2 separate regions of the Homo sapiens genome follow, and region 2 is linked to region 1. A link is a contact called in ENCODE Hi-C or POLR2A ChIA-PET data. All regions are on one chromosome and are shown on one strand. The core of a region is the stretch at or near the end of the contact, and the rest is flanking DNA. Distances in the headings are between cores, read along the strand shown. Region 1 overlaps KDM4B (lysine demethylase 4B). Region 2 has its middle 10 kb from the start of TINCR.

Evidence for each region. Hi-C counts contacts between places; a loop is a spot of excess contacts on that map. ChIA-PET counts read pairs that join two places held with the same protein, here RNA polymerase II (POLR2A). Pooled maps may share reads with other maps.
Region 2: a loop to region 1 is called in a map of posterior vena cava, with 3 times the contacts of the local background. The contact joins two enhancer-like sites. A Hi-C loop is called at or near these places in 1 of 168 maps with a recorded cell type or tissue (posterior vena cava) and 3 of 50 pooled maps. POLR2A ChIA-PET finds 5 or more read pairs at or near these places in 1 of 52 experiments (BJ).

Annotation. Positions count from the first base shown.
Region 1 is chr19:5,137,553-5,140,252 of GRCh38, reverse strand. KDM4B (lysine demethylase 4B) reads right to left here. Exons shown (of 23, transcript NM_015015.3): 17 at 2,577-2,632; 18 at 2,183-2,291. Among named protein-coding and RNA genes, the nearest start is that of PTPRS-AS1, 39 kb to the left of the region's middle. RefSeq lists enhancers at 888-987, 2,010-2,509, 2,510-2,700. Within about 2 kb of position 1,422, at least 3 of the 41 ENCODE cell types and tissues checked have a DNase peak (open chromatin) inside an H3K27ac peak, as active enhancers do.
Region 2 is chr19:5,576,903-5,579,602 of GRCh38, reverse strand. It overlaps the pseudogene SNRPEP4. Among named protein-coding and RNA genes, the nearest start is that of TINCR, 10 kb to the right of the region's middle. Within about 2 kb of position 1,407, at least 4 of the 41 ENCODE cell types and tissues checked have a DNase peak (open chromatin) inside an H3K27ac peak, as active enhancers do.

The DNA.
Region 1 (2,700 bases), core at 173-2,672:
CCTGCAGAACAGACAGTGCAGGATGACCCCACAGGCTCTCACTGTGTGGATCAAATGCAGTAGGTGACACTGGGGGCCTGGGGGAGCGAGGCTGCAGATTTGACAAGCCCTGAGCAGCTGCTAGTGCTCAGACAGGGTGGTCCATGCTTTAGGGAGTGGGCCCAGCTCACACCACTGCAACCCTGCATGGCGGGGACTGTGGCAACCCCACAGCACAGAAGGGACGGCCGAGGCACAGAGAGGTCGAGGAATCTGTCCCAAGTGCACAGCCAGCTGGTGGCCAGCACTGACCACTCCTGACTGCCCTGTGGCTCCAAGGGGTTCCCCAAAGGGGGGCCATCATTGCTGAGAGCAGGAGGAAGCTTCACAAGCCCCCACGATGAGGCCCCGCTACGCCCAAGGTGGCTGCGCGCATCTACGGGGGGCCTCAATGTGCACCAAGAGTGGAGCAGCAGAGATCCTCCAACTCAACCACAAAAGGCCAAGCAACCCAGGCACGGAATGGGCGAAGGAGCAGAACAGACGTTTCTCCAAAGACGGCATGCAGATGGCCAACAGGACTGTGCAAAGATGCCCAGCGTCACTGACCGCCAGGAGAACACAAATCAAACCATAGCGAGACCACCTCGCACCTGCTAGGGCGGCTGCTACAAAAAAGTCAAAGGTAGGTGTGAGTGAGGACGAGGGGAAGGGGAAAGCCCTGCACCCGGGGGGTGCGGATGGGAGTCCGTCCAGCCGCAAGGGAGAGCAGTTTCCTCCAGTGCTAAAAACAGAGCTGCCCGACGGTCCAGCAAGCCCACTGCTGGGTCTGTATCCACAGGAAATGACATCAGAATCTCCAAACCACAACCACACTCCCACATCCGCTGCGGCGCAACCCACAACAGCCTGAAGGCAGAGACATCGGCGGGTGCCCGGATCAACACAACGTCGTCCATCCACATGGTGGCACATCACTGAGCCAGGAAAAGAAGGAACTCCTGCCATATTTGGGTTGAATGAATGTGGATGAACCTTGAGGAAACTATGCCAAATGAAAGACACCACTCGCGCCTGTAATCCCAGCTACCCAGGAGGCCAAGGCAGGAAGATCTCAAGGCCAGGAGTTCCAAACCAGCCTGGGCAACATAGTGAGACCCCATCTTTTAAAAAAAAATTGGGAGTTAACCTAACTTTTTGGCACGTGCTTGTGGTCCCAGCTACTCAGGAGGCTGAGGCGGGATGATCGCTTGAGCCCAGGAGTTTGAGGCTGCAGAGAGCTGTGATCACACCACTGCACTCCAGCCTGGGTAACAGAGTGAGAGACCCTGTCTCTTAAGAAAGAAGCCGGTCGCAGAAGAATAAAGACTGTACAATCCCACTCACGTGGGGTCTATAACACAGGCAAACACACAGAAGCAGAGTGCTGGGTGCTGGGGTGGGCGGAGGGAGCTGCTGCTTAGCACGTGTGAAGTGTCAGTTATACAGGACGGGTGAGCGGGCCGCAGAGCCCTGCTGCCCACCACTGGGCCCGTGGTGAATGCTGTACTGAACCTCAGATGCTTCTTAAGAGGGCAGATCTCACGCTAAGCATTGTTACAATTGTTTGTTTTTTTTTGAGACAGTGCCTGGCTCTGTTGTCTAGGCTGCAGTGTAATGGTGCCATCACAGCTCACTGCAGCCTGGGTATCCCGGGCTCAGGCGATCCTCCCACCTCAGCCTCCCGAGTAGCTGGGACCACAGGTGTGTGCCACCACGCCCAGCTAGTGTTTTTTATTTTTTTTATAGAGATGGGGTCTCATCGTGTTGCCCAGGCTTGTTATAATTATTAGAAAAACAGCAAAGATCAGACAGCCCGGTTGTGTCGGGGCACGTGCGGTGCCTCTGCTTTTGTGGGAAGGTGGAAACTGCATGGGGTGCTCGATTCTGCAGAGGATGCCCCCAAGGCCACACCTGACGGGGCCTGCTTATCTCTGCCACCCTTGATGCCTTCTGATTTTTGTACCTTGCACCTCGGGGAAGGATTCAAAAAATAACACACCTGCTGAAGTCGGGATCACTGGCTTCCTGAAAGCTGCCCACCACCCCCATGGAGACGCAGAGCTTGGAGGAAAGACCGCTTCAGATCGCGCAGGTGGGGAGCCGAGCATGGCCGGCAGCCCTAGAGGCACGGGCAGGGTGGGCCTCGACCGCAAGGACCTACCAGCTTCCACCGCTGCTCGGGGATGGCGCTGATGTCCACAGGGTGGCGCTCAATCACGTTCAGGAAGCGCGCCTCGGGGACTGCGATGGCACAGATCACGTGGATCCACCTGGGAGGGCAGGTGCAGCGGGGTCAGGTGCGCCTCTGAGGACCTGGGCTGGTCACAGAGGGGCTGGGCGTGATGTGGCTGTCGGCTGGGTCAGGGCCTGGGGAACTTCAGGAAGGTCGGTGCAGGCGTATGCTCCTCCTCAGCCCTGGCCACCCCATCCATGACACAGGGCGGTTATGTGGAGGTGATGGTCAACCCCTAGGCACTGGGGTCACACCCTGCAGAGCCTCAGCCCAGGGCAGGCTCCCCTCCGGCCCTCCAGCCCCAACGCGCGGTGCCACCCACCTCCTATCGGTGGTCATCTGCAGCGCACCTCCTCGCAGGTTGCACAGGCAGCACTCCTGTGGAGACCAGACAGCCCTGGATGAGCAGGGCTCGGAGCAGGCTCCCCACACACTGCTTGGGGCCT
Region 2 (2,700 bases), core at 158-2,657, 440 kb before region 1:
GTCCCCGTGTCCCCGGTCTCCCCATGCCATGACCACTTTCACCTCCAGGAAGCTAGAACCAGCCAGCCCTGGGGAAGGAGGGGCGAGCCACACTGGACTCAGGGCCCTGGCTCTGTTTGGACAAAGACACAGCAGGGGGGGCCACAAGCCGCCTCCAGTTTTGGGATCCCTGCTCCAAAGACCAGAACATAGGAGCAAGCAGGCTGGCAGAACTGGTGGGCACAGCTGGGCATGGTGCCTCACACCTGTACTCCAAGCACTTTGGGAGGCCGAGGCAGGCAGATCACTTGAGACCAGCCTGGTCAACATGGTGAAACTCCATCTCTACTAAAAACACAAAAATTAGCCAGGTGTGGTGGTGCACGCCTGTAATCCCAGCTACTCGGGAGGCTGAGGCAGGAGAATCACTTGAATCTGGGAGGTGGAAGTTACAGTGAGCTGAGATCACACCACTGCACTCCAGTCTGGGCAACAGAGCGAGACTCTGTATTAAAAAATAGATATAATTAGCCAGGCACGGTGGCTCATGTCTGTAATCCCAGCACTTTGGGAGGCTGAGGTGGGTGGATCACCTGAGGTCAGGAGTTCGAGATCAGCCTGGTCAACATGGCAAAACCTTGTCTCTACTAGAAATACAAAAATTAGCAGGGCATGGTGGCGCATGCCTGTAATCCCAGCTACTCGGGAGGCTGAGGCAGGAGAATCTCTTGAACCTGGGAGGTGGAGGTTGCAGTGAGCTGATGTTGCACCACTGCACTCCAGCCTGGGCGACAGAGTGAGAGTCCGTTGGGTATCACACCCCCACTCACTCAGCCCCTGGCTGAGTCATAGCAGGTGGACACTCATGGGGACCAAGACGCCGTTGAGGGACGGGACCCAAGAGATGCGGCTATAAGTGGGGTGTGCTGGGTCACTGGAGATGCCTGGCTTGCTTATTGACGAAGCCTCAGGCTCTGGAGGTGGGGGAAGCCGTGGGGGAGGGAAGGGGAGAAAAAAGAGGGATGGAGAGATAAAGACACCGAGACACAGAAAAAGAGAGATTCAGGGAGAAGAGAGACAGAGACTGAGACACAGAGTGAAACAGACGCACACACACAGGGACGCAAATAGACAAAAGCAGAAACAGATGAACCCAGGACCTGCACAGATGTGGATCTGCACTTGGGGCAGCCGGGCCCTCTACTCCATGTGCCCACTAGGTGGCGCCCAAGAGCCACGCTCTGCAACGCAGCCGACCCGGTTGGGCCCCTCCTGCCGCGGAAGCCCCCATCTCTCTGCCCGCCCAGCGTTTCCCCCACGGGCCCAACACCACCTTTGTGGGAGGCCCTGGAGGCGCAGGTGGAGGCTGGAATGGGGGCTTCCTCAAGGGTCGAGGGTCTCCAGAGCCTCCCAACCCGGCCCCCGGTAGGCGAAGGCCCTGGTTGTGTCTGTGCTTCTCTTAGAGTGAGTTTGTATTGGTCTCAGGAGTGGACGTGCCTGCTTCTGTCTTGGGGTGTGGATCTGGTGAATCTCCGTGTGTGAGGCTTAAGGCCGTGTGTCTCTCTGTGTGCATCTGTGTTTGTCATGGGGCGTGTGTCCGTGTGTGTCTGTGTTTGCTCTGGGGGGCATGTGTCTCTGCGCATGTGACTACGTGTCTCATTTTTCTCTTGCTACATATCATGGCTGTATTTGCCTTGGGTGTGTCTGTGTCTCTGTGTGACTGACTTCTCCTCATGCTGTGTACATTTTGGTGTATCCGGGCTGGCGAGTGACTTGATGTGTGCCTCATGTCTCCGCCCCCCTTGGAAAGCTGCCTCTCCCGCCCCTGCTCACCTTTCCTGGCGGCTCTGTATAGAGTCACCAAAGAATTCAAGAACTGAAATATTTATGAAGTGCTTCCTGGGGTCCCCTGGAGAGACAGGAGCGACTGTTCATGGAGCTGTGTGTCTGTGGGTCTGACCAAACGAGATTTAGATCCTGCTCAAACTAAGCACCTACTATGTGCCAGGCCTTGGCTCGGGTACTGCCTTCATGCTATGCATTCAGTTTCCTCATCTGTAAAATGGGCCTGATATTCGGCCGGGCGCGGTGGCTCATGCCTGTAATCCCAGCACTTTGGGAGGCCGAGGCGGGCGGATCACAAGGTCAGGAGATCGAGATCATCCTGGCTAATACGGTGAAACCCCGTCTCTACTAAAAATACAAAAAATTAGGGCCGGGCGCGGTGGCTCACGCCTATAATCCCAGCACTCTGGGAGGCCGAGGCGGGCGGATCACGAGGTCAGGAGATCGAGACCATCCTGGCTAACACGGTGAAACCCTGTCTCTGCTAAAAGTACAAAAAATTAGGGCCAGGCGCGGTAGCTCACGCCTGTAATCTCAGCACTCTGGGAGGCCAAGGCAGGCAGATCACGAGGTCAGGAGATTGAGACCATCCTGGCTAACATGGTGAAACCCCGTCTCTGCTAAAAAAAAATAGCTGGGCGTGGTGGCGGGCGCCTGTAGTCCCAGCTACTTGGGGGGCTGAGGCAGGAGAATGGCCTGAACCCGGGAGGCGGAGCCTGCAGCGAGCCGAGATCGCGCCACTGCACTCCAGCCTGGGCAACAGAGTGAGACTCTGTCTCAAAAAACAAAACAAAACAAAATAAATTATAAAAAAAAAAAAAAAATGGGTGAAATTCCACCATGGCGTACCGTGGCCAGGGCCAGAAAGTGCAGAAG